Regions from separate parts of the Homo sapiens genome. Here region 2 is linked to region 1. A link is an interaction called in ENCODE POLR2A ChIA-PET data of the cell type or tissue named here. Cell type or tissue: MCF 10A. All regions are shown on one strand. Each heading gives the region's core, and the rest is flanking DNA. Links, peaks and the distances in the headings are about the cores only.

Evidence for each region. ChIA-PET counts read pairs that join two places held together with the same protein. Peaks named below come from ENCODE experiments on the same cell type or tissue, not always from the same donor. Only the 100,000 strongest peaks of a DNase experiment are listed, where the experiment ranks them.
Region 2: POLR2A ChIA-PET joins it to region 1 with 10 read pairs; 4 of 35 experiments call an interaction of 5 or more read pairs at or near these places.

What each region holds. Positions count from the first base shown.
Region 1 is chr1:182,163,750-182,180,361 of GRCh38, forward strand. No RefSeq gene overlaps it. Among named protein-coding and RNA genes, the nearest start is that of ZNF648, 110 kb to the left of the region's middle. In MCF 10A, for the core only: no CTCF peak of the experiment used is centred there; DNase peaks (open chromatin) are centred at 10,222, 10,652 and 11,742.
Region 2 is chr1:182,365,227-182,381,838 of GRCh38, forward strand. GLUL (glutamate-ammonia ligase) reads right to left here. Exons shown (of 7, transcript NM_001033044.4): 7 at 12,872-16,612. Among named protein-coding and RNA genes, the nearest start is that of GLUL, 18 kb to the right of the region's middle. RefSeq lists a silencer at 15,948-16,242. In MCF 10A, for the core only: no CTCF peak of the experiment used is centred there; no DNase peak of the experiment used is centred there.

The DNA.
Region 1 (16,612 bases), core at 5,431-13,430:
AAAACAAATTCCGCAGTTCCTACAAGATAAATAAAAATTCAGAATTGAGAATGGCAAGGACAGCTGGCCAGCAGGAGACAGGCAAATGGCCAATGGTTCATGTTTGGATGACAAGGGAAGAAAGAATGAAATGCAAGAGGAAAACAAGAACTCTCTCTTCAAACAGTTGGGAAACACCCTCTGCTTCCCTTCATTTCCCAGCTGGGGAGGGCAGCAGCAGCAGGACAAGAGGTCAGGAGGAAGCATTCATTCCTGGAGACCTGCTGGAGTGGATGCCACTGGGCCGGATGCCGGAAACGGGAGACACAGAGGATGTGGTGCCCAGTCCCTGCCGATGCCAGGGCCTGCCTTAAAGAACTGGACATCAGCAAACAGAAAACCATTCAGACCCTGCAGCAGGCGGGGTTCCCATGGCAACCAACAATTCCCCAGCACCTCCACATCCCCTTCTTTTCCCCTCATAAACTTGCCATTTGTATCTAACCTACACTTTGGATAATGTCCAGGTTGGATAAGAGGTGCTGGGAGTGGGGGTAGATACTGGAGAGAGTGTCAAGGAATAGGAAGAAGATACCTGGTTTTCACATGAAGTCGGAGAATTAAAAGCTGTTGGATCCATAGGCAAATTTTAATCAGGCTGTGTTTTTTTTGAGCCCAACTTTCCTTCCAGTTCTGGCATTTGCCCAAGGCTCTTTTATAGCCAAAGGCCACTGGTCACTACTTCCTCTTGGCCCTCCCTAGTCATCATTCTTGCCTGCTGGAAGGGATGCTCTGCTGCCCGATACTGTTCCCAAGTCAATTAATGGTCCCTCCCCTAAATCTGAGCTGGCCAAAGTCCCTCTGCCCTTTTAGTGGCTGACAGATTAAAGGAAAGGGAAAGGCACCCTGGGAATGTTAAAGACAGTAGACTCCTGAGCCCCACCTTCAAGATTCAGAGTCATTATGCCTTGAATGGAGTTCTAAAAATTCACATTATTCCCACGCAGGTTTATGCAGATTTTGGTGGATGCTAGACACACTAAAGAAACACCATCTCAGGGGTCACTTGGATTGGAATGAAGCCAAGGCCATGGGACCAACTGACTTCCAAGGATATTTGGGCCAGGGTGGCAGATACGTAGGAGAAAATGTCCTTTGGTGTGAGGAGAGGTCCTTCCCAACCCCAGGGTGTGCACTCCTCTGGCCCTTTGGAGCTGTGAGTATCCTTCAATGTCTTTCAGCCAACACTAAAACTTTTCAAAAGAAGGAGGTTCCAGTTTTCTTCCTAGTGAACACGTGATCTATTCCCTCTTCCAGAGTGGCTCTGGGTTCAAGAACCAACTTCAAGCAATGCTTGACTTAAGTGAAAGTGGGTTCACTGATTGTCATTTCTGATTCTAACAACCCAAATCAGACCCAGGGAAAAGCACATGAAATGAAGCAAAAAATGAACAGAAATGACCATGACTAAAAAGCCGGGAGGGATTTCTCTTATGTTGGAAATAGAAGAAATGTCTGTGTTGACCTTGCTTTCTTCTTTGGTGCTGATTAGTTTTAAATGGAATTATTTTAATTTTTGTGTGCAGTGAATAATTTTGCTCTGAGACTCATCTGGCCTTAGTTACCCTATTTATGGCAAAAAATGAAGAAATTCTGCAAAGGAATATTTCAGTCATCAAAGGAATTGATTGAGCAGGAGTATACAGTACGGAGGAAGTGGGAAGTGATTGGCTGTCTGTTCTAGAGATAAAAACGCATAATGATTTCTGTCAGAAATGTGCTGGCATTACATATCAAAAGTTAACACAGGCTGGGCTCAGTGGCTCACATCTGTAATCTCAGCACTTTGGGAGGCCAAGGCAAGAGTATTGCTTGAGGCCAGGAGGTCAAGATCAGCCTGAACAACATAGTGAGACCCTGTCTCTATAAAAAATACAAAAATTAGCCAAGTGTGATGACACACGCCTGTAGTCCCAGCTACTCCAGAGAATCACTTCAGCCCAGGAGGTAAAGGCTGCAGTAAGCTGTGATCATGCCACTGCCCTCCAGCCTGGGTGACAGGGTGAAACTTGGTCTCAAAAAAAAAAGTTAACACAGAGATTTCCCTGAAGGGGCCCATCCACTACTTAGTGCTCATGTATGACAAAATGACGCACTTTTATGTATAGGTTCTTGGGGGCTGGTTTTAATGAAGGATAAGGATCGTGTGACATTTCTTTGTATTCATCATAGTTTCCAGTACAATGCTAGTCATTTAGTAAGTATTCATAAAGCCGTTAATTGGCGAATTTTAAAAAGTAGATGGTTTTAATGCCTCAATGAGCTATTTTTAAGCTGCATTTACTGGATATTGTCCCTGGAGTGAGGTGACAACAGAGGGACCTGCAATATTTCCTTAGCGTATGCCTGTGTACCTGCCATGTTTGTAATGACAAATCTCCAGAGGGACTGGCTGGATAAGATCTTTCAGAGGCACCTGCAAGACTGAGCTTGATCACTCGTTAGGCTTCTGAGTTGAAGGATTAAATGAAGGCAGGCTCTGGACCCTAACCACCTGAGCTAGAATTCCAGCTCTATCATCCATTGCTGTGGGACTTCATACAAATTACTCAACCTGTCCTCATCTGTAAAACAGGGATCATAATAGAACCTGCTGTAGGGTTGCTGCAAGAATTAAATGAGAGAATGCTTGCAAAGCATTTAGGAAACAGCCCAGCCCATAGTAAGAGCCCAATAAACATTACTATGATTACGTGATTGAGTAGTGACCAGAACCGGTTGGTTCACGATCAAAGAATGAGGACTACAGCTCCTAGCCCCACAGACATGCTCAGATGGGATTCCGCCCCTGAGAACATGAACGGTATCTATGTCTCCTATCAAGCAGCATTTTACACCTGAATGTGTTGCTGAATCATTCAGTATAATGAGATCAGATACCTAAACATGAGGATTCCTTGCTCTGTCCCTGTTCCAGTCTCATTTCTAACAACTCCACTCTGTATGAATGTCCTGTTCACTTTCTTACTGAGCATCTAGGTTGTCTAGAATCTGCAAAGTGAGGAAAAGAGAGGAACTACACTCAGCATAAGGTCTTCCCTAAAAATCATAGTTAAGTTCCATTAAGGAAAATGGGATGAGGGAGTTGAATGACAGAAACAAAGAAACCAAAGCAGGCACATTCCCCTGTTTCCCAATAACAGATGCTGAGATGCTTTTCTGGGAGAGTAATCAGCTTGTTTTCAAGGGATGCTGGGCCCTCCTTCTAGAGTTAAGAACCAAAAATATTCTCAAAAGGTTTTGAAGTTTGGCATTCTAATAAAAAAAGGAAAAAAAAAAAAAGCATGTTGTTCTAACCTTTTCAAACTTCCAAAGTCAGCAAATGAGAGCCAGAGAAGGTAGTCACCAGATTGCGTTTTGGCTGTGAGATTTTCAATCCGCTGTCTCCAGGTCTTTTTTGAACAATAATAGCTTCATAGCATTCCTCTCTCTGCTCCTGTTCCAAAATGAGTATGACACAGTGAATGCCAGGGAGAAGCAAAGGTATTTTTTAAATGACATCTGAATATATACAAATAATGGAATGATATTTAGCCTTTACAAGGAATGAAATGCTGACACATGCTACAACATGGATGAACTTTGACAACATTATACTGACTGCAATAAGCCAGTCTCAAAAAGACAAACACTATATGATTCTACTTAAGTATTTAGAGTGGTCAAATTCATACAGATAGAAAATAGAATGATGCTTGCCAGGGGCTGGGAGGAAGGGAAGCGGGGAACTGTTTAATGAATATGGAGTTTCAGTTTGGAATCATCAAAATGTTCTTTTGTTTTTTGTTTTTTGTTTTTGTTTTGTTTTTGAGACAGGTTCTCATTCTGTCTCTGAGGCTGGAGTGCAGTGGTGCGATCTTGGCTTACTGCAGTCTCTGCCTCCTGCGCTCAAGCGATCCTCCCACCTGAGCCGCTTGAATATCTGGGATCACAGGCACAAGCCACCACACCCAGCTGATTTTTGTATTTTTTGTAGAAACAGGGTTTCGCCATGTTGCCTAGGCTGGTCTCAAACTTCTGAGCTCAAGTGATCTACCTGACTTGGCCTCCCAAAATGCTGGGATTACAGGCATGAGCCACTGTGCCTGGTGATGGAAAAGTTCTGAAGATGGATAATGGTGATGGTTACACAACAATGTGAACATACTTAATGCCAATGAACTGCACACTTAAAAATGGTTTAAAACAGCATGGTGTTTCATTTATATATGCACTTTACCACGTAAGAAAAAGGTGTCTTAGAGTCATCCATGTGCCTATGCATAAGGTTTTTCTTATATCTCCCCTTTACCCATATGTTAACATAATTTCCAGAATGGCCACCCTCTACTATTATGGTCATGAAGTAACATGGAATGAACAATATACCTGGATATTTTGGAATAAACAATATACCTGGATTTGCATGCTTTTTCTTATGAAACTAAACTGCTTTTTAATTGGTACCAAAATAGTTAAAATGGTAAATTTTATGTGATGTATATTTTTACCAAACACACAAAAAAAACTTGAAGCATCAAGAAGAATGATGTCCAAGCAGTGGATGAAGTTTCTGCTCCCTCTTTGCACAGCTGCCCTGCTCTGGACCTATTACAGAATGGTTGTCCTTTTCTCATCTTGTACAGTAGCAGATGTTTACCATAACAGATGTTATACTAAATGTTTTTGAGTGGATTTCATCGGAGGGTTGTGGAATCTGCTCCAATCTTTCAATTTAGCTTACCAGTCCCAATGCCTGCTCCTCTTGAGGGTTCTGCTAAGGGGGTGGAAGGCGCCAAAGGAAGGGAAGGTGGCTGAACTACCAAGCATTTTTCTGGGTAGCATGTGGCACAGACTCCCTAAGAGAAATATCAGAGTCCATGGGTTTATGTAGTAGATGACTAAAAGCATTTCTCTCCAGTTGCCTAAATAAACAACATACTTGCCACTTCCCAATAGAAAGAGATTTGGAGATAGTAGAATGATATTCCAATTAAATATTTCAGTAGCTTTCAGATTATTTTGATTGCAACCCACATTAAGAAATAGTTTTACATCATGACATAATATGTGCATTCATATTGACGCATTTATATAACAGAAGAAACAATTGAAGTTTTGTGATACAATACTTGTCCCTATTACATGAAGGCCACGCTAAGATTTTAGGCCACTCCTTTCCACAGTTCTGATCTGATCTACTTTATTTCACCTTTTTTTTTTTTGAAATGAAGTCACACTCTGTCGCCCAGGCTGGAGCGCCGTGGCGCAATCTTGGGTCACTGAAACCTCTGCCTCCCGGGTTCAAGCAATATTCCTGCCTCAGCCTCCTGAATAGCTGGGATTATTGCTGGTTGTAATCTATTACATTTATTTTAGGACTCACGAATAGGTCTAGATCTGCAGTTTGAAAAATACTGAACTGTGTCTGATGCTGTCACCACCGGGTTAAGATGAAACTGCTTGCTCCAGAGGACTAACGACAGGTGAGACTCCTATGCAAGTGAGAGAGTTGATTGGGTAGGTCGATTTCTCTTCAGTCTCAGAGGGGAAAAAGCCTGATGTGGTAGCACAGAAATGGATTGCAAAACGAGTGCGTGTGAGCCACGGGTCTACAGGCAAGGCTCAGCAGGAGAGCCCAGGATCACGTGTCTGCACTTCAGCAGGAACACTGAATATGGACCGTCAGCAAAGTCCACCCTTCTTGGATATCACTGCAAAATTATAAAATCAAAGCTAATTTGGGAAATCGGGGAAAAGGCAAAAACAGGAAACTCTGTGGTCTTGCTAAAGAGTTCAGTAATGAGAGGAGTCCATAGACTATGCTAGTTTTTCAGAGAGAATTTAAAGTCAGGAAATCTTTGAACACACGTGGTGTCACCTGTACTTTTTGGAGCCTTCTGCACCCACTTAACCATGCTTCTAACTCTGTCTTTCTTGCTGTGTTGTCTAGGGATCTGGGAAACAGAATGTTCGCACCTCTTGCCTGATTTCTCTGTTGATTTTTTTTCTGTGCATGTCAGAGAGGTCTGGAGGAAGTTAGCCACCTGGGGAATGTGTGCTTACTGGCTATTCATAGTCAAACCCAGAATGGGAATTGACATTCATTGAAATCATGAATGTCATGAGGAAGCACATATAATGTAGAGACAAGTACCAGGCACCATAAATACACGTTATTTTTGGCAGATTATGTTCAAATTATTATATTTTCCAGGGCTGAGACACCAAACTAAGTCTGGGTGTGGTGGTTTATGCCTGGAATCCCAGGGCTATGGGAGACCAAGGTGGAGGGATTGCTTGAGGCCAGGAGTTTGAGACCAACCTGAGCAGCATGCCAAGACCTCATCTGTACCAAAAAAATAAAAAATAAAAATAAATAGCTGGTCATGGTGGCGTGTGTCTGTATTCCCAGCTACAGGAGGCTGAGGTGGGAGGATTGTTTGAGCTAGGGAAGTAGAGGCTGCAGTGAGTCACGAGCATACCACCGCACTCCAGCCTGGGTGACAGAGTGAGACCCTGTCTCCAAAAGAAAAAAAAAAAAAGAAAAAAAAAACTAATAATTCACATTCAAAACAAAATGATACCTGTCTATGGCAGCTCCAGAACACTCCCTAATGTGCCATAGATGTTTAAGAAACTCATTCCACACACTTCCTTTAAGGCATTCTCAGGTTTCCTAAGGCAAGCTAGCTTCTACCTCCCTTTTCTAAAGATGTGCCTAATGATCTAAAAGGAGGTGGGCCCCTCTATGCTACCTCATACAGGTACTTGGGCAATAACAAGATTGTGGTTTCCAGAATAAATAATGGGCACTGCCACCATCGGAGTCCATAGGATGCTGTATGAGTGCCAAACAGTTCAGGCTGGCATCTCTGTTAGTTTCAAATGATAAAATGCTAGGCTATAACAATGTTTAAAGATTATCTCTTCCAATTCCTTCAATACATTGTCCCAAGTCACCTGGGACACCGTGAATGGCCTTCCTTCCCAAGCTCATCTCCTCCAAACATATCCAGCTCCTCTTTTCCATTTTATCTATTACGATAAACAGAGTGTCGTTACCACAGAGTTCAGCAATTCATTTCCCTCTGTTTTTTCCATGTGTCTATTATTCTATGTTTCCATATAGATGGCAGCATCCCCCTTTGGCCTTCCCCTCCTTCTCTGGCATGTATTCTAACTGCTTGTCGACGGGTGCCAGGAAGTCTCAACCTTATGTAGTCTTTCAGACAGAAGGAGAACCTAGCTGACAGCATTGTCTCCTAATTTTCTCGTAAGACGAAGTACAGCTAGAAAGGAGAAGCATAAGTTTCAGAAGAGGAATCTGACCACGTGGAGGAGACTTTGCTGTATTTTCTAAGAAATCTTTGTGATTAACCAAATATGTTGGTTATGACACTTTCAGCTGCCTGAAACAGAAAACTCCCACTCACACAGCTTGAAAAATGCAAACAAATGTATTGTCTCACATACTTAAAGTCCAGAGATGGCTTGGGTTTCAGGAAAGATACGGTTCAGTGCTATTCAGTAATGTCATCAGGGACAGAGGTTATTTCTGTCCTTCCAGTCTGCTGTCCTCAGCATGGGTTCATTCAACAAGATGGCGGCCACTGGATATCAGCTGGCCACACACTTCCTGTTCATATCCAGTAGGAAAGAATGAATGGAAGTAACCTCTGCCCAAAGGCCCCTCCTTTAGTCTGATTGGGCCAAATTAAGTAATACATTCATCATTGGCCTAATAACAGTTGCCAGAAGGATGTCATGTGCTAACTGGTATAGATCAAGGCTTTTCAATAGCAGTAACACTGACATTTTGGACTGGATTCTTCCTGTTGTGGGGGCTGTTCTGTGTACTATAGAATGTTTAGCAGCATCCCTAGGCTTTATAGTCCCTCAGCACCACCTGTCATGAGAATTAAAAATGTCTCCTGACATTGCCAAATGTCCCCTGGAAGACAGGAAAAATCACCCCAGGGCTGAGAACCACTGGTATAGACTAATCAGGTTACTTATGGCCTCTGCACCTTAGTTTTCTAAGATAGTCATCCTATCCATGTGTAAAATGGGACTCATACTAGTAGCTCTCTCATATGACCATTATGAGAATTAAATGAGTAAGTTTATGTAAACACACAGAATATAGTAAGCAATACGTAAATGATAACTATTACTTTCGTCCACTACTCAGTGTATGAAACATGATGTGCTCAAATATTTTCTGAATAATTCAGTGGAAAAGTCACTTGGATCCATGTAACAGTGATGTAGTTCAGAAAAATGGTATTCTACAACGCTACTACTGCTGAACATTTCTGAAGTTGGGATTATATTCTGAATTTATGAGGCACGTCATTTCTTCATTTGAGAATGTCACTGGAATATAAGGCCTTATTACATGTATAAGGGTAAAACCTGGTGCCATTTGGAATTTAAATGGCCACTATGAAATGAAAAGGGTGAGCTAGTGGGAATCAGGGACCTTAGATGGACTCGCTGGTTTATTCATCCAGAACATAGACCAAGTCTGTTCAGCCTTGCATCCTGGAAGCCAAAACTGAGAGCATTTCCTTAGCTGAAGGTTGTAGAGTTGGAAGTGCAATCTGAAGTCCAATGAATAAAGGTGCTGAGAGGAGTATCTTGATAACATAATTTAAAAGTGTATGCATTTTTCCACTTTGTTACTGTTGATAATAATGTTTCAATTTGAAGGGTGCACCATATGGTTTTAAAAATCACTTTCACATGCCTCTCTGGAAGTTTCGTTGGATGAAAGGGAGAGTGAATATTTGCAAGTATATGGCAAACCAAACTCTCGTATCTCTGAATTTACAAATAAATTTTAAAAGGTGGAATTCAGTTGGAGAATTGCCCATAGGGGCTACCCTGACCAAACTCATGAGTGTTAAACCATTGAGTTTTTAGAGTTCATTTTTGCTGTAGCAAAGCTTCTCCTATTCTAAATAATATCTCAAACCAGAGATTCTGAAGCATATTTTTAAAAAAGAATTTGATATTTGGGTTTTTTTAAAGGATTAAACTATTCTTAATGGGCAAAATGAGAACTTTATTGGACTTAACCTTATTTTGTAATTTAGTACTTTGAAATAGCATATGGGGAAATACCATAATAATTTCTATGCTTGGGGCTTATGAAGGTCTTGCAGTAGCTCTGCTTACCAGAGCACTGAGGATTCACAGCTTCAGAGTAAAGACAAACAGCTCATTGTTGTTTCTACAGGGTCTTTCAGCCCTTTCTCAAATATTCTTTCCATCCCTGTAGCTTTCTACTTTTGTTTGGGGATTCCCTTTTCTTTGAATGTTTGCCCTAACTTCTCCTTCAAGTTCAGGTCAATTTAACTTCTTCCAAAAAGACTTCCTAGATTCTCCAAGGAGTGATAGATTTTATTCCTCTACATGTATTATTTCATAATACCTATTACATTTATAACTGACCCTTCCCATGCCACCCCTCAGTACAAATTGTGATGGATTTGGATGAATTCCAAATTGAGTGAATAAACCAGTGAGTCCATCTAAGGCCCCTGATTCCCACTAGCTCACCCTTCTCATTTCATAGTGGCCATTTAAATTCCAAATGGCACCAGTTTTTACCCGTATACATATAATACATACACATGCATATGCTAAATTGTAGCTTTTAGAAAATAGATACTATTTCTTACTCACTGTTGCCCTCACCATAACATGTGCTCAGAATGCAGAAAAAGTTCAATGCATTTCTGAATTTTAGTAAAACCATCTTTTTTTTTTTTTTTTTTTTTTTTTTTTTGGCAGACACAGCCATGTAGTATCTTTTAAATTATCATGTAGCCCTGCTCCATTCTACAGAGTAAGGGCTCCCACGACAGGTTTGTTTATTCATTCACAAATAAATTCAAAGCCAGGCATGTTGTTTCATACCTGTAGTCTCAGCCCTTTGGGAGGCTGAGGCAGGAGGATCACTTGAGGCCAGGAGTTCAAGATCAACCTGGGCAACATAGCAAGACCTAGTCTCTACAAAAACTTAAAAAAAAAAATAAATTCAGAAATCCTCCCTCTAAAGTAGGTACGATCCTGAATAGTGTGTCCTCTGTAACTATCAAGACAGCTGCAACCACCTGCAGAGTGTGCCTACAATGTGCCAGGCTCTGTGTGAGTGACTCACTGTCAGCCTGAGCCTCTGGCCAAGGCTCAGCTTTCCAGAACTTCTTTCTTTTCAGGGAAATGTAACTCCCAGCATCTGGAGAAGCTAATTACTCCTTGTTCATGTTTGCTCTTGCACCAAGACTTTTTTATTTTTTATTTTTAGGAACAGTCTGTTCATGTTTCCTTGGCTCAGATCTCTATGTTCCCATACCATTATGATGTAACTTAGAATTTATTTTACAGAACTGAACTCAATTCAATTTTGAAATTGTATAAGAGATCTACTCCACCCCTTTTCTTTCCATTAAAAAGCAAGAGGGATGTGTAGAAGCAATTTATTAAGGGTCCCTGCGGCTAGTCCCAGACCGCTATTTCACTGTTTCCTTATAGTTCACTGAGAAGGGAAGGGAGAACAGGAAAGGGGAGACCAGTTCCTTCCTTCCTGAATGATTGTTTGGCCAATCCACAGGAACGCCACACCTCAGCCATCCTACTCCCATCAGGGAAGCAGTACTCAGAGAGTCATCCCAGAGCCAGGGCTGGCTGTGTCAGGCTACGATGACAGTTCAGATTGGGAGGTGAAATTTGGCCAACAACAGGGAAGGTGTGATAGGACGTGATAATTATTAGAACATGACATTTTGAGAATAGGATCCAAGTCTGTTTAATATATCTTCAGCACCAACACAATGACTTGGCTTAGTAATAGCTCCAGAATGATTAAGTGAATGAATGCCATGTTCTTGCTTTCTGCAAACACTCTTTAAAAAGCATCTCCTTCATGTCTCTCTTCTGTATATCAGGAATCAGGAATTTGATGAGGCATACAGCTCATCAGTCTGGAAGCATTCTGCTAATTACAAAAGCCCAGGATGCTTGTGTGGAAAAAGCACAGGTTAGAGAGGGGAGAGTAGAAAAGGGTTTTTCCAGAGCCTTTTCTTCTTTTTTTTTTTTTTTTTTTTGACGGAGTCTCACTCTGTGGCCAGGCAGTAGGGCAATCTCGGCTCACTGCAAACTCTGCCTCCCGGGTTCAAGCAATTCTCCTGCCTCAGCCTCCTGAGTATCTGGGATTACAGGCACACACCACGCCCAGCTAATTTTTGTATTTTTAGTAGAGATGGAGTTTCACCATGTTGGCCAGGATGGTCTCGATCTCTTGACCTCATGATCCGCCAGCCTTGGCCTCCCAAAGTGCTGGGATTACAGGCATGAGCCACTGTGCCTGGCCTTATCCTTTTTTTTTCTTTTTGAGACAAGTTCTCACTGTCACCTAGGCTGGAGTACAGTGGTGTGATCAAGGCTCACTGCAGACTGGACCTTCCAGACTCAAGTGATCCTCTCGCCTCAGCCTCCCTAGTAGCTGGGATTACAGGCATGCACTATCATGCTGGGCTAATTTTTTAATTTTTAATAGAGACAGGGCCTCACCATGTTGCCCAGGCTGGTCTCAAACTCCTGGGCTCAAGCAATCCTCCCACCTTGGCTTCCCAAAGTGCTGGGATTACAGATGTGAGTCACCACGCCCAGCCCTCCAGAGCCTTTTCAAATAGGCTAGAGCCCACTTCCCTGTATGCTTAGTTTCAGGTTTCTATGTCATCCTCCCAACATGTTGAAATCTGTGAGAACAAGGATCAACAGTATACGACAATGGTTTAATGGGCTCTGCAGTTGTAAAACCCTGGATGGTTCTCCACTGACAAAGAGGAAGTCACTTAACCACTTTGACTTTTAATCCATTATCCATAAAATGAAGGTGGTAATAGTATCTGTCTCATGAGGTTGCTAGGAAGATTAATTTATATACGATGCACATAAAGTACTTGGCCCGGCCCCTGGGACAGAATAAGGTCTGAATAAATGAGAGCTGTTGTAATTAATTCAAGGCATAGCATGTGGCATTTCATGGACATTTTTCAATTGCTTGAGTAAAACAGACCCAGCTTGGAGAAAGCAGAACAAATCAGAATGAGACAGTCCATCAGGATTCCTTCCAAATTTGTGATCACATTGCAGCTCATCCCTTTGTTTTGGCTCAGTCATTTCTCCAATTGTGAGCAACTTAGGGCTCTTCACAATAGGGAGAATGGGCATATTCACAGGGGCAAATTACAGTTGGAGGAAGCCTCCTGGAGGAATGGTTTTCAGGGGACTTAGGTCCTGGCTAAGTGCCTTACAGCACTTGAAGATTGTTGAGGAGCCATTCTCCACTCCCCCTAGTTTTATGAAGGTATACTTGACAAAACTATATATACTTGCAGTGTACATTATGATGTTTTGATATAAGTATACATATTGAAATTAAATAATTAACATAGCAATCATCTCACACATTTATCAATTTTTGTGGTAAGAACACTTGAAATCTACTGTTAGCAATTTTCAAGTAGTCAATACGTTATTATTAATTATAGTTATCATACTGTAAAAGAGATCTCCAGATGTTATTCATCCTGTCTAACTGAAACTTTGTACCATTTGGCCAAGAGTTCCCCATTCCTGCCCCCAACCTCCCAGCCCCTGGTAACCACCATTCTATTCTCTTCTTCTATGAGTTCAAAAAAAAAGTTTTTTTTTTGAGATGCAGTCTCGGTGCGATCCCAGCTCACTGCAACCTCTGCTTCCCAGATTCAAGCGATTCCCCTGCCTCAGCCTCCTGAGTAGCTGGGATTACAGGCATGCACCACCACGTCTAGCTAATTTTTTGTATTTTTAGTAGAGATGGGGGTTTCACCATGTTGGCCAGGCTGGTCTCGACCTCCTGACCTCAAGTGATCCACCTGCCTTGGCCTCCCAAAGTGCTGGGATTACAGGCATGAGCCACCATGTCCCGCCTGTGAGTTCAAATTTTTGAGAGTCCACATATGAGTGAAATTATGTGATATTAGTCTTTCTGTGCCTGTTACTTCACTTAGCATAACATCCCCCAGGTTCATACATGTTGTTGCAAATGACAGGATTTCATTTTTCAAGGCTGAATAGTATTCCATTGTGTATATATACTACATGTTCTTTATCCATTCATCTGTTGATGGGCACTTAAGTTGCTTACGCACCTTAGCTATTGTAGATAATGCTGCAAGAAATATGGGAGTGCAGATATCTCTTTGAGATCCAAATTCCATAGAGTTTTTTTTTTTAACCTCAATTGAGAGCAAAGTAAGAGGAAATGGAGCCTACTGGCCCCTGAAGAACTTCTTGCTAGACAGGAAGAAATTCCTGGAAGTTATTTAGCCTCATCAGAGGGGGCAGTTAATATCCTTCTCAGAACAGAAAAATATTGAACTTTATTGAGGTATAATTAATATACAACAAAATGCACTCCTTTGTTGGATGGAGTTCAATTAGTTTTGACAAATGAATACACTCATGTAACTACTACTGCAATCAAGATTTAGCACATTTTCATCACCCCAAGAATTTCTTCTTTCCTGTCTACAGTCCACTTGGGTCCCGAGTGATTCTGTTATTACATGTTAATTTTGCTTATTCTAGAATTTTATATGATGGAATCACACAATATGTACTCTCTCTTCTGTGTTTGGTGGTGTTTTGCTCACTCACGTTGTTGCATATACCCATTGTTTGTTCATTTTTATTAGAGTATAATATAATATTGTATCTTATAGCTTTTTAAAATCTGTTCACCTGTAGATGGACATTTTAGTTGTTTTTCAGGTTGTGGACATGATAAAGTTGCATGTGTGTGCAAGTCTTTGTGTGGATATATGTGTTCCTTTCTCTTGGGTAAATACCTAGCAGTGAAATTGCTGGGTGGTTAGGTAAGAAACTTTTAAGAAATTGGCAAATAGCTTTTAAAAATAGCTGTATCATTTTATGTTCCCACCAGCAGTGTGAGTTCCAGGTATTCTACATCTGTATTAATCAAAGTTCTCCAAAGAAACAGAACCAATGGGAGATTCTATGTATGTATATAATTTATTATGGGAATTGGCTCACACAATTACAGAGGGCAAGAAGTTGTCTGCAAGCTGGAGAACCAAGAAAGCCAGTAGTGAGTCAGGAGTACTACTCTTGTCCAAAGATAGGTGAAGATGGGTGTCCCAGTTTAAACAGAGAGTGTGAATTTGCCCTTATTTATTTCTTTTGCTCTATTTGAGTCCTCAATGGATGAAACAATGCCTGCCCACATTGAAGGGTGTTTTTCTTCTTTCTACCAATTCAAGTGTTAATCTCTTCTGGAAATATCCTCACAGACATACCAGAAAAAGTTATACCAGCTATCTTGGCATCCCTTAGCCCAGTCAAGTTAACCCATAAAATTAACCATCACAACATTCTCACCAACAGTTGATATTTGCAGTAGGCAAAATAATAGCTCCCAAAGGATGTCCATGTTGTAATCCCCAAAACCTGTAAATATGTCACCTTACATGGCAAAAGGGACTTTGTAGATGTGATTGAGAATCTTTTTTTCTTTTTTAGTATTTTTTTTTGAGAGAGAACTCTTCTGTGTTGTTCAGGCTGAAGTCCAGTGGTGCAATCATGGCTCACTGCAGCCTCAACCTCCGGGCTCAAGCGATCCTCCCACTGGGACTACAGGTATGCACTGTCATGCCCAGCTATTTATTTTATTTTATTTTTTGTAGAGAGAGGGTTTTGCTGTGTTACCCAGGCTACTCTTGAACTCCTGAGCTCAAGCGATCCTCCCACCTTGGCCTCCCAAAGTGTTGGGACTATAGGTGTGAGCCATCATGCCCAGCCTGGTTAAGGATCTTGAGATGAAGAGATTATCCAGGTGAGCCAATATAATCATAAAGGTCCTTAAAATATGGAAGGTGGAGGCAGAAGTGTTAGAGGAGATGTGAGGATGAAAACAGGTCAGTGTGATGTGGTCATCTGCTAAGGAATGAGGGCAGCCACTAAAAAAATAGAAAAGTCAAAGAATAGGTTTTCTCTTAAAGCTTCCAGAAGGAATGCAGCTCGGCAGACAGCTTGATTTTAGCCCCGTAAGCCCCATTTCAGATGTCTCACCTCAAGAACCGTAAGACATTAAGTTTGTGTTGTTGTAAGTATGTGGTAATTTATTATAGCAGCAATAGGAAACTAATACATTTTGTTGGTCTTTTTAATTTTAGTAATTCAATGAATATGTATTGTATCTCAGAATGGTTTTAATGTGTGTGTGTCTATCTAACGATGTCAAGCATCTTTTAGGAGCCCTTCATATATTTCCCGTAAAATGTCTGCTCAAGTCTTTTGTCCATTTTAACTGGATTGTCTTATGATTTAGTTGCAAGAGTTCTGCATATGTCTTGGATACAAATCCTTTGTTAATATATGAATTGGTACTATTTTCTCCCAGTATTTGGCTTACTTTTTTATTTTCTTAATGATGTCTTTCAAAGGGAAGAAATTTTTAATTTTGATGAAATCCAATGTATCAATTTTTAACTTTTTATGCTTTATGCTTTTTGAGTCTAATAAATTTTTGACTATCCTCAAATGGCAGGAATTTGGATGTAGGTTCTTTTCTAAAAGTTCTACAATTTCAACTTTAAAATTTACTTCCTTGAACTTTTTAACGTGAGTTGAGATGCTTTGTATGAAGCCAGAGGCTTTGTTTCAGAGAATCTTTTCAGGCAGTCTTATAACTCCATTAACTCCGTCTCTGGGTGATAGACACTAAAGCAATCACTTCAGCACTTTGGGAGGCCGAGGCAGGCAGATCGCCTGAGGTCAGGAGTTTGAGACCAGTCTGGCCAACATGGTGAAACCCCGTCTCTACCAAAAATAGAAAAATTAGCTGGGCGCGGTAGTGTGCGTCTGTAATCCAAGCTACTTGGGAGGCTGAGGCAGGAGAATCGCTTGAGCCCAGGAGGTGGAGGTTGCGGTGAGCTGAGATTGCACCACTGCACTCCAGCCTGAGTGACAGAGCAAGATTCCATGTCAGAAAAAAAAAGAGAGAAAAATATGAAAATATGCTTTTTTGCGCGTTACTCTTTCTGACTACTGAAACATAAACTAGCATTTACTGCATTGTGATGCTCTGCCAGACAAACTTTCCTCATCTATAAAACTCGGTTCATTTCATAGATGAGAAAGCTGAGATTCATGGAGTTTAACTACCTGCTATAGATTATACAAGCACAATCAGTCCAGAATTTAAGTTCCTGTCTCATGGATATACTTTGAACTTTCTCATCTTGATGGTATGACTTCTTACGCTTGAAATATATTACCCTTTTTTTCTATGAAAATTATTATTTCTCTAAAGTCAAAATGCATTAACCATATTAAATATGGGCTCTTTCTTCTCAAGCGCCTGTCAGATTGTGAAGGGAACAATCCAATGCTCCTTTTTTCTTTCCTTAGGGGCAGAGGTTTTTGGCACCGTTTGTATCTCCAGTGTCCTGATTCACTTCTGTGAAGAGCAAAGGCAACTGATGGATCAATGCTTGGAGCAAAATGCAGAGAATCACTT
Region 2 (16,612 bases), core at 8,018-16,017, 200 kb after region 1:
TTTGTGAATGTGAACATCTTTAGAAATGCCACACCCAGTGTTCAGTAGTAGGAAAAATTATCTTTAGCAATATTTTATAGATGTTATGTCATCAATCCTAACAACAACCTTACAATTCTACATTAACCTTATTCTACTGATGAGAAAAGCAAGGCACAGAGACAGTAAATTGCCAAGATCTTGTAATAGATAATGACACCTAAAATTAATCTAGATTACAAGTCCCAAACTCTTTCTAGTATATCATACTGGAAATAATAATTATTCTAAAGAATACAGATAACAAACGCAGAAATGAATAAGAAGGATGATAACATTGTGCTAATTATAATACTTGTCCTAAAAGAAATCCTAAAGTTGATGTGATGGAACCTAACAGAGGAAAGAGTAGAGGTGTTAGATGATGTGATGATAGAAGGCTTCTCTGAGACCTGTGAGAATCAGACAGCTCTTCTTGGAACTTCAGGATGATCCTCTTGGGCCTGAAGAAGCAGCAAATTCAAAGGTCATTGTCTTGGAGTGGCCTGAGAACTGAAAGCAGGACAGTGGAGCTGAATACAAGGAGCAAGTGCACCCTGCTCTGACATGAAGCTGGAGAAGCAGGGAGGGTCCAGATCAGTACAGGGTCTAAGAGATGAGAGAATGGAGTTTGAACTTCATTACAACAATGGCGGAGAGCCATTAGAAAGCTTGAGGAGGCTGGGCACAGTGGCTCACACCTGTTATCCCAGCACTTTGGGAGCCCAAGGCGGGTGGATTACTTGAGGCCAGGAGTTCAAGACCAGCCTGAATCAACATGGCGAAACTTCATCTTTACTTAAAATACAAAAATTAGCCAGGAGTAGTGGTGCATGCCTGTAATCTCAGCTACTCGGGAGGCTGAGGCACGAGAATCGCTTCAACCTGGGAGGCAGAGGTTGCAGTGAGCCAAGATCACACCACTGAGCTCCAGCCTGGGCAACAGAGCAAGACTCTGTCTCAAAAAAAAAAAAAAATTTTGAGGAAAGATGGGACATAATCTGATTTAGGTTTCTAAAAGATTACTCTGGTTGCTGTTGGGGAATTAATTAAAGATTACAGTTGAAGAAGAAAGACCATTTATGAGGTATAATATAATTACGACTGAGAGATGATGGTGACTTGGACTAGAAATTGATGGTAGAGAGGATAAAAATGGAAGGATTCAAAATATAATTGTCAATAAAATGTGCACTATTTGCTGATGGACAAGATGGGGAGAAAGCATGCCATAAGTGGAAAGGAGAAATCAAGGTTCATCACCAGGTGTAGGGTAACAATGGAAGGTGCCAGAGAGATAAGGAAGAAGAGTCTTAGAAAGAGGGTCTGAGGCCAAGTGTGGTGGCTGACACCTGTAATCCCAAGACTGTGGGAGGCTGAGGCTGGAGGATTGCTTGAGTCTAGGAGTTTGAGATCAGCCTGGCCACATAGTGAGACTCTGTTGCCACAAAAGTTTAAAAATTGGCAGGGCATGGTGATACATGCCTGTGGTCCCAGCTACTCAAGAGGTTGAGGTAAGAGAATTGCTTGAGCCCAGGAGGTCAAGGCTGGCGTGAGGCATGATTGCATCACTGCATGTACTCCAGCCTGGGTGACAGAGCAAGACCTCGCCTCAAAAAGAAAGAAAGAGAGAGAGAGAGAAAGGGAGGAAGGGAGGGAGGGAGGAAGGAAGAAAGTAATAAAGGAAGGAAGGAAGGAAGGAAGGTAAGGGCTCTGAAATCAGTAGTTCCATATTGGACATATTCAAGTTTTAGATTCTTATTAGAAATCCATTCAATGGTGTGGTGTCATAAAAAATGAAAAAAGGGAGAAATCCAAGTGGGGTTGTCAAGTAGGTAGTGGGATGTACAAGTCAGAGCCCAAGAGAGAGATATGGACTGAAACTAAAGATTGGGACATGTAAACGGAATGAGATTACTTATGGAGAGAAGTACATTAAAAACAGTCTAGAACAGAGCTCTGGAAAATCTCAAAAATTTAGAGGTTGGAGCCAGTCAAAGGAGGAGAAGCCAGGTAAAGAGATTGAAAAGGAAAGGCCAGATGTGGTGTGGAGGATGAGGAAGAGCCAAGAACCCATGGAGATATCTGGGAAGCCAAGAGCTCTGGACTCATACGTCCAGCTGGCCGTGAAGGAAAGCCTTGTCTGTTAAGACAATGAGATGGGGGGAATGTGCAGAGAATAAGTTAGGACTTTAAACAAAGCCACAAACCAGGGGCCCCAGGGAGCACAGTTAGAAAGGTGTGATATGAGGAAGAGAAGAGTACATTGGTCCGCATTAAGGACTGTGTGGAGCAGTGTAGGTGTGAAGACCCTGTGATAAAATTTGAGGTTTGAAGCTCTGCTGAATTCAGAAAAACAGGGAAGGCCAGGTGTGGTGGCTCATGCCTGTAATCCCAGCACTTTGGGAGGCCGAGGCAGGTGGATCACAAGGTCAGGAGTTTGAGACCAGTCCGTCCAGTATGGTGAAACCCCGTCTCTACTAAAAAATACAAAATTAGCTGGGCATGGTGGTGCGCACATGTAGTCCCAGCTACTTGGGAGGCTGAGGCAGGAGAATCGTTTGAACCTGGGAGGCAGAGGTTGCAGTAAGTCAAGATCATGCCATTGCACTCCAGCCTGGGTGACAAAGCGAGACTCCATCTCAAAAACAAAAAAAAAAACCAAACAAAACAGAAAAACAGGGAAGGGGGCTTGATGGAATTGGTCTTGGGTAATCAGCTCAAAGTATGGTCCAGAATAGTCTTAATGTACGGAGGAGGGGACTAGGCTTTTAGCAACAAGCTCTCATCTGCAGTTTAGAGTATTATAATTCCCACTCTACAAGTATAAAAAAATTAATCTGGATGAATTTAAGTAAATCAGTGCCAGATGGAGAGTGACCAAAAGTCCTTGGAGTCCAAAATCAAGGTTTTGCTCAGCACTCTAAAGCCGGCTGTTAGGTATTTCCTGAACTGAACTAATAAGAACCATTTGAGATGGTTCATAAAAATACATACTCCCTCTCTCCCTCCTCTGGAGTTAGGTCTAGAGTGATTTTTAAAGTTTACAATTATCTCATACTGCAGGTATAGAAAGGAAATGGTGCTAAGAACACAGAAGTCTTTGGCTTGGGTAGTTTGGAATTTCAGAGGACTGACTCTTCTATGGTTGTGATGTTTGAGGAAAAGGTGGAAGGAAGGTGAAAGTTTATTTCTAGCTTAGTCTAGTGTCTCCCTGACAGTTAAAAACAAATAGCATGCAAATAAGTGCTTTGCTTTTTGAAAAGCAAAACATATGTGGCCAAAGAATATACTCGCTGCATACTAATTGCCACTTTCATATTGAGAAAGCATTTTAGAGACTTCAGGGACACCACCCTTAAATGCTGTGTTCCTTTCTTTACTCGAATCTCCCCTCTACCTGCCTTATAGGAATATCCTGAAGCTGCGACAGGTTTGCTATCCCGTAGTACTTAGATGGAGGGAGCCCAGTGAACAGTGAGAATCATAGGGGAAAATTCAAGCTGTTTGTGTTCCCTCCCATCTGTTTATTTTATCTCCCACTGCAGTACTTTAAAAATATATTAGAGCCATCTTTGTTACGCTTAAGTCTTTTCAGATCACAAAGGAAAGCGAAAAAGGATATGACATATTTCCTTCAGGATCTTCTCTTGTTCTCTCCCTTCTCTATCCCAGCAGAAAGTCACCTCCCAGTCAGTGTTCATTAAAAACTGGACGGCTCTGCTTTGCAAGGGAGAAGACAGAACACGGAGGCACCAAGAAGTCAAACTTCCCTGAGTTATAAATGTGCCTTTTCTGTGACATGAAAGCAAAGGACCACGCACCAAGAATACAGTTTCTTTTTTGTTGTTCTTCTTCTTTTTGAGTCACAGTGTCACTCTTGCTTAGGCTGAAGTGACATGATCATAGCTCACTACAGCCCAAACTCCTGAGCTCAAGTGATTCTCCCACCCCAGCCTCCTGAGTAGCTGGGATGACAAACGTGCACCACCATACCTGGCTATTTATTTATTTATTTATTTATTTATTTATTAGACATGGGGTCTTTCTATGTTGCCCAGGCTAGTCTCAAACTCCTGGGCTCAAGGGATCCTCCCACTTCAGCCTCCCAAAGTGCTGAAATTACGGGCACGAGTCATGTTGTCTGGCAGAAGAATATAGTTTCTAAAATAAAACGGTGCCATGTCACAAAAAATTAAAACAGAAAGAGATCCGTAACTCTTGCAACTAAAATAAACACACGCTGTTGTCGCATTCATACAATGGTATACATAGGGAAGTTCTCACTGCCATTTTAAGGATGAGAAAAAAAGACTCTGAGTCCTAGCAAACTGCAGGGCTACACTACCTGGGATCAGATCCTTACTGCTTCTTACCAGTGTTTGGTCATTGGCAAGTCATTTAACCTTTAAGTACCTCAATTTTCTTCTCTATAAAATGAGGATAGTAAGGCCAAGCACAGTGGCTCATGCCTGTAATCCCAGCCCTTTGGGAGACTGAGGCAGGCAGATCACTTGAGGTCAGGAGTTCGCGACCAGCCTGGCCAATATGGTGAAACCCCATCTCTACCAAAAATACAAAAATTAGCCAGTTGTGGTGGCAGGTACCTATAATCTCAGATACTCAGGAGGCTGAAGCAAGAGAATCACTTGAACCTGGGAGGCAGAAGTTGCAGTGAACAGAGATGGTGCCACTGCACTCAAGGGCAATAGAGTGGGACTCAGTCTCAAACACACACACACACACACACACACACACACACACACACACATAATAATAATAAAATGGGGATAGTAATAGTAACACTACCTCATAGAGTTATTGTTCAATTAAATGAGTCAACACAACTTAGCATGCAACAACTACAATGCAGGGAAAAAAAACAACAGACCTTTTTTTTGGGTGAGGGGCAGGGGACAGGATCTCATTCCAATTGCCCAGGCTGGAGTGCAGTGGCACAATTTTGGCTCACTGTAGCTTCAACCTCCTGGGCTCAGGTGATTGTCCCACCTCAGCCTCCCCAGTAGCTAGGACCACAGGCTCATGCCACCACGCCTGGCTAATTTTTGTACCCGCTTCAGCCTCCTAAAGTGCTGGGATTACAAGCGTGAAACACCATGCTCGGCCAACAATAGACTTTTCAGATAAAGTCTTTTATCATATAGAATTTTGTAGAGCTTATAATTTTTTAAAGCACAAGCTCAAAAGATAGAGGAATACAAGCAAATAGCTTAGATCCCTAAGAATTCATCCACTCCTTCAACAACATTTACTGATTATCTTCTAGGAACTTGGCTAGACACCAGAAGCAGATGCCAGTAACAGGTTAGAGGGTTCTGAATTTGCACCCACACCATGTCACTTTATTTCATTTGCTTTAATCAAATTAAATCTGAAGCCAATAATGGTGGTGCTGAGACATGGCCTGGTGGCTTTAGTAATACCATTAGAATCCCTACTCAGCCATTCCAAATAGATTTACAAACTAAGTAAAAATAGTGTCCCTGCTATGCAAACGCAGCTCCCTCATATGTCTTCTAGCTGCCCTCACACCCAAAGGGCTGCCCTGTCTCTCTTTTTAAAAATGAAGCTCTCACTTAACTCTGAGCCTTCATCCCGTCAGCCTGGCAGGAAATTCTGCAGTGTTGCTGGGGTCCGTATCCCTGCCCAGACTTGGAAATAAATTCAAGAGAATTACCTAGTGCCCAGAAAGCAAGGGAAAGGTAGCAAGTGGCTGCAGCTATATGGTTAAAGATCCTGTGGTCTCTCGGAAGCAGGTGGCCTGCTCAGTTCTTTGAACCAGCCTCTTCAGGTCCTATAGTCCATTCCATTTTTCTAAAAAGTTCTCTCACCTTCCCAGCATCCCCTCATCTCCCACAAGCAATGTCAATGTCTTTTCTGTCTTGGGGAATATTTCCTTCAAGGATTCTCGGGGGGTCCCTTTCTTGGGTAGCCTCCTCTCCCATTCCCCATAAGATTCAGTGTTTGAGCTTTCACTAAGGACTATTGGAGAGGTGGCCTTGCAGCAGCTTTGCATTTCCACCCAGTAACCCAATCCTCCCTTGAGTCAAAGAAGCAAAAATCCTGCTAATCTCTGGTCCAGGGAGTGAGGCCCTCCAGGACTAGGGAAAAGGAGAAATACCTGCTAATGAGATCCTGGAACCATTCTCAGTAAACACGCAGAAATGTTCAGAACAGAAGTATACTATATGCTGGGTGAATGTTGCCCACATTTCTTTCTTTTTTTTTTATTTTCTTTTTCTTTCTCTTTTTTTTTTTTTTTTTTTTGAGACCAAGTCTCACTCTGTCACCCAGGCTAGAGTTCCATGGCACAATCTTGGCTCACTGCAGCCTCCACCTCCTGGGTTCAAGTGGTCCTCATGCCTCAGCCTCCTGAGTAGCTGGAACTATAGGCGCACCACCATGCCTGGCTAATTTTTGTATTTTTCAGTGGAGTTGGGGTTTCACCATGTTACCCAGGCTGGTCTCGAGCTCCTGGGCTCAAGTGATCCACCCACCTCAGCCTCCCAAAGTGCTGGGATTACAGATGTGAACCACCACGCCCAGCCTACATTTCTTAAAATACAATTTTGATAATGAGACTGACAAGTTTTGTAATACTGGCAAAATTATAGAAAAATTATTAGAGCAAAGTTTCAAGTGGTAATCAGAAACAAAAATTGTGATCATGATGAACAAATAGGCTAATGAAGAGAAAGTTATGACAACTCAGATTTTCTTTTTCTTTTTTCAAATAATGTCTCCAGACTAACAGATAAGGACAATATTTTATTTTGACATAATGCATCAATTTCAGTAAGACATTTGAAATAAAACCTCTTATGAGCAAACAAAACAAGCTAAAAAAATGAACTGGATAAAGGAAAGTTACATAGATGGTATCTGGTGAAGCAATCACTATTCATAGAACATTGATTCTAACCTGAAAGGAAGACTTTTGAAGTTTTGCAACAGAATGTTCTATTGACCTGTGCCCCCATTCAGCTTTTTGTCATTTACTTGATTGAATAATTTATAATAATGCACTTAATAATCTATCAGTAACTCAAAGAGAGAGAACCAAGGTAAATTCAGAAAGATCACAATGGCCTGAAAAAGATGTACCAAATTAGCAGGATAAAATTTTATGAGGATAAACTTTAGATCCTTATGATGTCCCAAAAATCAAGAGTGCAAGTGGACAGATGCTGGATTTAAGAGCAATGTATCCTTTCTTTCAGGATTTTAATAGGACTGCAAAGGAACAGGTGTGATAAGACTTCAAATAAGTCAGTGACATTTTTATGTTAATTAGAAATTTGGTGTCTTCTGAATAGGCATCTGCTTCTTCTGATGCCTATTCAGAAAAGACCCTGTCTTAACAACAGCAAAAAAGACCTTTCACCAGCCAGCTCAGCTCTCATTCCTGTAGATATTTTTTGGATTATCAATCCGGAGAATAGTTCCCTAAGACTGGTCTTATGGGTGTAACTTCTGAATAGACATTTGCTTAGCCTTAGAGAACTGGCCTTTTAAAGAACTGGGTTGACAATCCAGAGAATATCTAGAGGAATGAGAGCTGAGCTGGCAGGTTAAAGATCTTTTTTTGTTGTTATTGAGACAGGGTCTCACTCTGTCACCCAGGCTGGTGCAATCATGGCTTGCTGCAACCTCAATCTCCTGGGCTCAAGCGATCCTCCCACCTCAGCCTCCTGAGTAGCTGAGACTACAGGTGTGCACCACCTCACCTGGTTAATTTGTTTTTTTTTTATGGAGATGAGGTCTTACTATGTTGCTCAGGCTGGTATCCTCCTGCCTCAGCCTCCCAAAATGCTGGGATTACAAGCATGAGCCACTGTTCCCAGTGAAGGTGAAAGATCTTGAAGTCATGATGAAACAGAAGTAACTGAGAATGTTTAATCTGAAAAAACAAAAAGGACTCAATGGAGATGTGAGTCCTGTCTTCAACTCTCTCAAGGATTGCCATGTGAAAGAAGCATCAGGCTTGGTCTGTATAGTTTCAGAGGGCAAAATAAGGATAATGGCAAATGCTACATAGAGACACATATGACCTCATCATAAAGAAAATCATAAAGCAGTTCATAAATGGAAAGGGCTTCCTTATTATATATTGACCTCCCTGCCTTAGAGGGTTTGAGCATATATTGGATGACCACCTAATAGTGCAGCACTATACAGCAAAAGATTCTTTACAAAAGATTCCTAAACAAACAGAGTGACCTGGAGACAAGAGATTCTTAACCCCAATCCCTGGTTGAGCTTCAGGGAGACTTTAAACACACTGAAATTATATTTAAAGCATATTTTCAAGAGAGAATATTTGTGGCTGTTTTGTTTTAACCAGAGTATCAAAGAGGAGAATAACCCAAAATAAGTTTAGGGTGACTGACCTAGGATGACTTTCAATTCTGAGATTCTAGGATTAAAATTCATACACCAGGCCGGGCATGGTGGCTGTAATTCCAGCACTTTGGGAGGCCGAGGCAGGTGGATCACCTGAGGTCAGGAGTTTGAGACCAGCCTGGCCGACATGGTGAAACCCCATCTCTACTAAAAATACAAAAATCTGTTGGGCGTGGTGGCACGTGCCTGCAATCCCAGCTACTCGGGAGGCTGAGGCAGGAGAATCGCTTGAACCTGCGAGGCGGAGGTTGCAGTGAGCCAAGATTACACCACTGCACTCCAGCCTGGGTAATAAGAGCGAAACTCTGTCCAAAAAAAAAAAAAAATTAACACACCAACATCTTTGAGCACCAACAGCCAATGAAATTTCCATTGAGCATGCACTGGTGGGAAAAGAAGATTCTTTATATGCTTGAAACATTAAATAGTGAGTTATGTTCTTCTGAAATACAGAATAGGAGAAAGGCCTCAGGTCTCCAGGCTCTTTCGTGCTTCCCCATTCACCAGCCTCCAGACTCATATAGTCAGCATGGAGTTGTGATGAAGGCTGGGCAGATGGAGGCAATGTCATTCATGTCTGTTTGCCTTCCACCAAGAACTGTCAGTGCCACACCATGCCAGGCAGCTGCTGCCTCCAATAGGGATTCCTGCAGGATGCTGGCACTCAGCTAGCTCCTCCCAATAGTGTGAGCTGAAGACCTGATGCCCAGCTAAAATGAGGGAAGAAGAACTTTTCAGGTAGCATATCCTGTCCACTAGAGCCCAAGAACATATGAACAGGCAGTAGAAATTACATAGTCTCACTCTGTCTCCAGTCTTGCCTCCATTTTTTTTCTCTTTCCCTTCCACTTCTCCGGTCTTTCTCTCTCCTTCCTAATTCTCTGTTTCTTTGTTCTCCTCCCCATTCCCCTCCCCTTCTGCTGTGACCTCTAAGTTGGCTCAGCATCATTGTTCAAGATGTTGGTTATATAACACGGCTTATGAAAGCAAAAGCAAAATAATATGCTGCCTGCCATGCCAGGTGAAACCCAGCATGAAAAGAAAATACTGGTACGCGGCACTTCTGGGCTTTTTTGGGCTATGAGGAGGATCAGCTGAAGAGAGCTTAGATGTTCCATGTGCACCAAACTTCAGATCTCTCTTGAGACTAACTCACCCAGATTTGGGAGCATTTCAATTTTTTTTTTTTTTTTTTTTTTTTGAGACAGACTCTCACTCTGTCACTCAGGCTGGAGTGCAGTGGCACGATCTCGGCTCACTGCAACCTCCACTTCCTGGGTTCAAGCGATTCTCCTGCCTCAGCCCCCTGAGTAGCTGGGATTGAAGGTGCCTGCCACCACACCTGGCTAATTTTTGTATTTTTAGTAGAGATGAGGTTTCACCATGTTGGCCAGGCTGGTCTCGAACTCTAAGTTGTTTTTAGAGTTCTAAGGTGATCCACCTGCCTCAGCCTCCCAAAGTGCTGGGATTACAGGTGTGAGCTACCACACCCAGCCATTTTTTTTTTCGAGGCACAGTCTCACTCTATTGCCCAGACTGTAGTACAGTGGTGGGATTACAGCTCACTGAAGCCTCCATCTCCCAGGCTGAAGCCATTCTCCTGCCTCAGCCTCCTAAGTAGCTGGGACTACCATACTCGGCCCATTTTTAATTTTTGTAGAGATGGGGTCTCACTATGTTGCCCACGCTGGTCTCAAACTCCTGGGCCTAAGTGATCCTCTCACCTTGGCCTCCCAAAGTGCTTGGATTACAGACATGAACTGCCACACCCAGCCAAGAAGATATTATTAAAGGACTTATGATATTAAAGGAATCAAAGGAAACCAAAACCTTTCTCCCTAGGATAACACTTTAACTTTGACTATTTTCTCAGGGCCAAACTGCTCATTGTGGTAATTTAAAGATAGTTCCACAAATTCTTTGATACCTCTTCCTTCAAGAAATGGAGCTTTCCCTTCCCCTTGAATATGGACGAAATTTAGTGATTCACTTTTAGCAAATGAAGTATGGTAAAAGTAATGGGATGTCCCTTCCAAGATTAGCTTATAAAGGAACTGAGGCTTCTCTCTCTCATTTTCTTCTTTGGATCACTCACTCCGGAAAAAGACATGGCATGGGCAGCGCTATGAAGAGGCCCACATGGCAAGGAACTGAACCCAGTCAGATCTTCAGAGACTGCAGCCCTCACAGTCTGGCTGCAACCTGCTAAGAAACCTCAATGCAAAAGCACTCGGCTAAGTCACTCCCAGATTCCTGATCCTTCAAAATTGTATAAGATAATAAATATTTCTTATTTTAAGCTGCTACATTTTGGGGTAATTTGTTATGCAGCAACAGATAGTACACTTGTGATGCTTTTATTTATTTATTTATTTATTTATTTATTTATTTATTTTTGAGGTGGAGTTTCACTCTTGTTGCCCAGGCTGGAGTGCAATGGCGTGATCTTGGGTCACTGCAACCTCACCTCCCAGGTTCAAGCGATTCTCCTGCCTCAGCCTCCTGAGTAGCTGGGATTACAGGCATGCGCCACCACACCTGGCTAATTTTGTAGTTTTAGTAGACACAGGGTTTCTCCATGTTGGCTAGGCTGGTCTCGAACTCCCGACCTCAGGTGATCTGCCTGCCTCGGCCTCCCAAAATGCTGGGATTACAGGTGTGAGCCACCACACCCAGCCGATGCTTTTAAATGATATATAAACCCTCAGGGTTAGAAAGTGCTGGGCTGAGTTACCTGAGGATGATGGTTATATAGCTTTAGGACTCCTAAAGCACAGAAGCCAGAGCCCTGGAACAGAGAGAAATGGTTCTTCCTAACCTGAAATAAATGTATGCTAAATCATTTTATGATTAAATATTCCTATCACTACTAATATAAAATGCTGCCTCATATGCCCCTCCCTACCCCTCCATGACACCCAAATGCTGTGTTAAAATATGGCCAGGCATGTTGGCTCACACCTGTAATCCCAGCATTTTGGGAGGCTGAGGTGAGCAGATCACCTGAGGTCAGGAGATCAAGACCAGCCTGGCCAACATGGTAAAACCCCGTCTCTACTAAAAATGCAAAAATTAGCTGAGTGTGATGGTGCATACCTGTAATCCCAGCTACTTGGAAAGCTAAGGCAGGAGAATCCCTTGAACCCAGGAGGCAGAGATTACAGTGAGCCGAGATCACGACACTGCACTGCAGCCTGGGCGACAGAGCAATACTCTGTCTCAAAACAAAACAAAACAGCTTGTTCATCTTTTTCCAACTTCTCCAACACTGAATTCAGCTGTGAACCTTGATGACAAATAACCAGTCATAAGTTGGAGGAGCTCTTTTACCCTCTAAGGTAGCACATTTAACCAAAAACTGCTTAACTTCAATATTGGGTGTGATGGTTCACAGCATAAAATTCCAAATTTGGAAGGAATTTTGGGGATGTCATAGCTTATCTCAGGCTGATTTTGTAAAGAATGGTGTCAATTCCTGGAGGAGTGAATCACTTAATGACACAGATAATCTAAGTATATTCCCAACCATCCTCTTCCAAGAGAAGGGAAGAACCTGGAAACTCAGCAGCTTCCAGGACATAGCATTTCAGATGACCACCCCAAAGGCCCTGCATTTGGCATCAGGAAGAGGAGGATATTTCTGAACTAAGTAATTTGGAATTTACTGCAGGAGTGAGGCAGCTCATACACAAACCTTTAATACCTATGATTAATACTATGATTAATAGGCCTCACACCCCAGCCTTCTACCTACTTTCTTTAGCCAGTGACATAGTAGTGACCTTTCTCTGATAATGTAAACAACAAACATTTATTGAAGGCTTCCTTGGCTAAGTGCTATGCCATAGCAGTATTTATATAAAAATGTTAATAGATTGGTAGTTTCTGGATCTTAGGCCCACCTAGGAATGAGCCTGGTGGTAGATTGTTTGAAGAGATGGATCCTCTCTTGCAAAGGAAGCTCTGGAAAAGTGCATTCTCTTACTGTACTGTCTCTCTAAATTTAGCTAATTAGATCACAGGTTCCTTCCCAGAGTCCAGGCAAGTGTTCACTTCTTCCAAAAAACGAAAAAAGGAATCCTTTTCCCTCTCCTCCCACAATGTGATACTACATTTCATTCTGTAGCCTTATTTAAACAGTTACCAAAACAGCTCACAAAATCATTTGAGAATAAACTGGGATACATAGCAATGGGCCCAGGAGTCCCCTTCCTTTTGGTGCTGCCAGTGACAACCTTTAGCTATAAAAGGAGGGTCATAAAGGAGACTTGACCATTCACTTGACCACCCCTCATTCATATGCTTTCCCCAACACACCAAACTAGTGCCTATTTGACCCCCATTTCATTTGATTATTAATTTTTTCACATCTTAAATGCTGATTCAATTTACTGTCAATAGAGGAGTAAAACAGAGTCACAGAGAAGGAGTTATTCTAAACCTTTATTGAAAGGCAAATGCAGAAAGCCTTCAACACAGAGGATAGATTTAGTGACTGAGGGCCCACTGGAGTTTAACTAATAGATCTGCTGACTACGCCGTACAGTGGAGGAAACACGCTGCAATCTCAAGACAATGCAGGTAACTCAATCTGAAATCCATCAAAAAGAGGACAACTTGCTCAGGTACAAGGCCCCTGAAAAGTAACTCATCAAATGACAATAGGAACTGTGTGGACACTCCCTCTGTAACATGCACTAGGATATCACTCTCCTATATTAGAGGAGCTCCAAGCAGTGTATCATGCTCAAATATTTATTAATTGACAGTGTCCGACAACCTCCTGTCCATAAAGCATGGCAGAGTGGGTAATTAATTGGAAAGAGTTGGCAGTAGAACTTTAAGAACAATTATACCTTCTACATCTTACCACTCCCCATTCCTAGTGACAACTTTCTCATCTCGGCGAATTCTCTTGTGTACTGTTTCTGGAACATATATTACTAAATTCCTGTCTCCTTTACAAAATGCTGTATCTTGGGCAAAAGACATATGTATTGTGCTTGTATTGTGTATCTAATGTGTACATATATGCATATTCTCACAAATATGGTATACATTTATATTATGCATGTGTATGGACATATATCTGCATATTGTAAAATGAAATAGAATTTTTTTTTTCTTGAGATGGAGTCACACTCTGTTGCCTAGGCTGGAGTGCAATGGTGCAAGCTTGGCTCACTGCAACCTCCGGCTCTTGGGCTCAAGCGATTCTCCTGCCTCAGCCTGCCACTCGGCAGGGTGGGATTACAGGTGCTCACCACCAAGCCCGGCTAATTTTTGTATTTTTAGTAGAGATGGGGTTTCACCATGGTGGCCAGGCTGGTCTCAAACTCCTGACCTTAAGTGATCTGCCCACTTTGGCCTCCTACAGTGATGGGATTACAGGCTTGAGCCACCATGCCCGGCCTGAAGTAGAATTTTTTTAAATGAACGGTCGGAGATCGAGCTAAAGGCTATAAAATGGCAGGGTTCTAATCAGCTCAGATTGTTTTCAGTAGAAATGTACGCAAAGTCTTTGGAGTTAAATGATGAACTGCCACTTATTTATTTATTTATTTGTTTATTTTTTGATATGTCTCACTCTTTTGCCCAGGCTGGAGTGAAGTGGAGTGATCTTTGCTTACTGTAACCTCTGCCTCCCTGGCTCCAGCGATCCTCCTGCCTCAGCCTCCTGAGTAGCTGGAATTATAGGCACCCACCACCACATCTTGCTAATTTTGGTATTTTTAATAGAGACAAGGTTTCACCATGTTGGCCACGCTGGTCTCGAACTCCTGAACTCAGGTGATCCACCTGCCTTGGCCTCCCAAAGTGCTAGGATTACAGGCTTGAGCCACCACACCCAGCCTAAACTGCCAGTTTACATCAGTTATAATTTTTTTTTGTTTTTTTGAGACAGGGTCTCACTTTGTTGCCCAGACTGGAGGGCAGTGGCACAACCATGGCTCACTGCAGCTTCAAGTAATCTTCCCACCTCAGCCTCCCAGGTAGCTAGGACTACAGGTGCATGCCACCACGCCCAGCTAATTTTTCGTATTTTTTGTAGAGATGGGGTTTTGTCATGTTGCCCAGGCTAGTCTCGAACTTCTGAGCTCAAGTGATCTACCTGCCTCGGCTTTTCAAAGTGCTGGGATTACAGGTATGAGCCACCATGCCCAGCCTCAGTTACAACTTTTTTTTTTTTTTTGAGATGGAGTTTCCCTCTTGTTGCCCAGGCTGGAGTACAATGTTGCAATCTCAGCTCACTGCAACCTCCGCCTTCCAGGTTCAAGCAATTCTCCTGTCTCAGTCTCCCAAGCAGCTGGGATTACAGGCATGTGCCACCACGCCCGGCTAATTTTTTGTATTTAGTAGAGACACAGCTTGTTTCACCATATTGGCCCGGCTGGTCTCAAACTCCCGATCTCAGGTGATCCACCTGCCTCGGCCTCTCAAGGTGCTGGGATTATAGGCATGAGCCACTGTGCCTGGCAGTTATAACTCTTAAAGCAACACAAGGCTCTTGGTAGCCTGATTACAATGAGAATTAATTAAGTACACTATTTTCCACAGTACACTCCCACGAAGTTTTTAGTGCTGCCATAATGTTTGTAGTAAAAAGAATCAACATTTTCAATTTGTTTTTTGGGGTTTTGTTTGTTTTGTTTTGTTTAGGCAAGGTCTTGATCTGTCACCCAGGCTGGAGTGCAGTGGTGCAATCACAATTCACTGCAGCTTCAATTTCCTGGGCTCAAGTCATCCTCCCATCTCAGCCTCCTGATAGCTGAGACTACAGGCGTGCAATTTAAAAAAAAATTATTTTGTGGAGTCTGGACCTCACTACATTGCCTAGAACGGTCTCAAACTCCTGGGCTCAAGAGATCCTCCTGCTGCAGCCTCACAAAGTGTTGGGATCACAGGCGTAAGCCACTTCACCTGGCCTTGATTCTTTTTAAGCTCAATAAAAATGGAACTTTGTCTTGCTGTCATGGCCAGAGTTAAAATACAGTCAAACAACAAAGACCTCATAGAGTTAAAGCTCACAAAACTGATACTTAAAAATAACTTATTAAATAAGTATTGCAGGCACTACAACAGGTCTCAAGATACAGTGGTGAGCAAGAAAAACAGGATCTCTTGCTTTCATGAAGTTCAACTAGAAAGTCCTGTCGAATGATGAGACATCTTTCTTTGGGGCAGCAAGTTACTTTCACTTAGTGGTAAAAGGGCCAAGAATAGTTCAGGAACTTCTCATCCACTTGTCTACCCTTCTACACAGACAGCAGCACAGATCTGGCTTTTTACATGGCCCTAGGCCGGGTGCAGTGGCTCACGCCTGTAATCCCAGCACTTTGGGAGGTGGAGGAGTTCAAGACCAGTTCAAGACCTCACTTTGGGAGATCAGGAGTTCAAGACCAGCCTGGCCAACATGGTGAAACCCCATCTGTACTAAAAATACAAAAATTAGCTGAGCATGGTGGTGCACACCTGTAGTCTCAGCTACTTGGGAGGCTGAGGCAGGAGAATCGCTTGAATCTGGGAGGCAGAAGTTGCAGTGAGCCAAGATTGCGCCACACTATACTCCAGCCTGGGTGAGAGTCAGACCCCGTCTCAAAAACAACAAAAGGCCCTAGACAACACCCATCCATGGAATTCTTTCAAATTCCCTATAGCTTGTGCTATCAGTTGTTATTTAGTACCTGGCAAGATGATATTAGGGGAACTCATATTTAAGGAGTTCATGGAGACCTCCTTTTGTAAATACTGGCCTGACTCCTTAAGGTTGAAAGCTTGGTCATTATTCTGTTTAATCTATCACTGATAAAAGTTATCACATAACCCATTGTCTGCAAATGAACTATAAAAAACACCTTAGAAATACAAGGGGATTGCACTGTGACCTGTAGGTCAAAGCTAATTCTAGGTGAGAGGGTGAAGAAACAAATATGCTGGTTGTTTTCACCTAAATTCTGATCCTATGAATTTAAAATTCCTTCTCATGCAATCATTTTGTCATGGAATTGATTACAATGAACAAAATCCAAAGTGCTCAGGTCACTGCCTCTTCAGTTTAGTGCTTACACTGTAGGATACACCATCCAAGAGGCTGTAAGGGTGGCCAAGCAAAGGGAAGACAACTTCAGTTGGGGGGGTGGAAGCACAGATTCAATGGAAATAAGGGTAT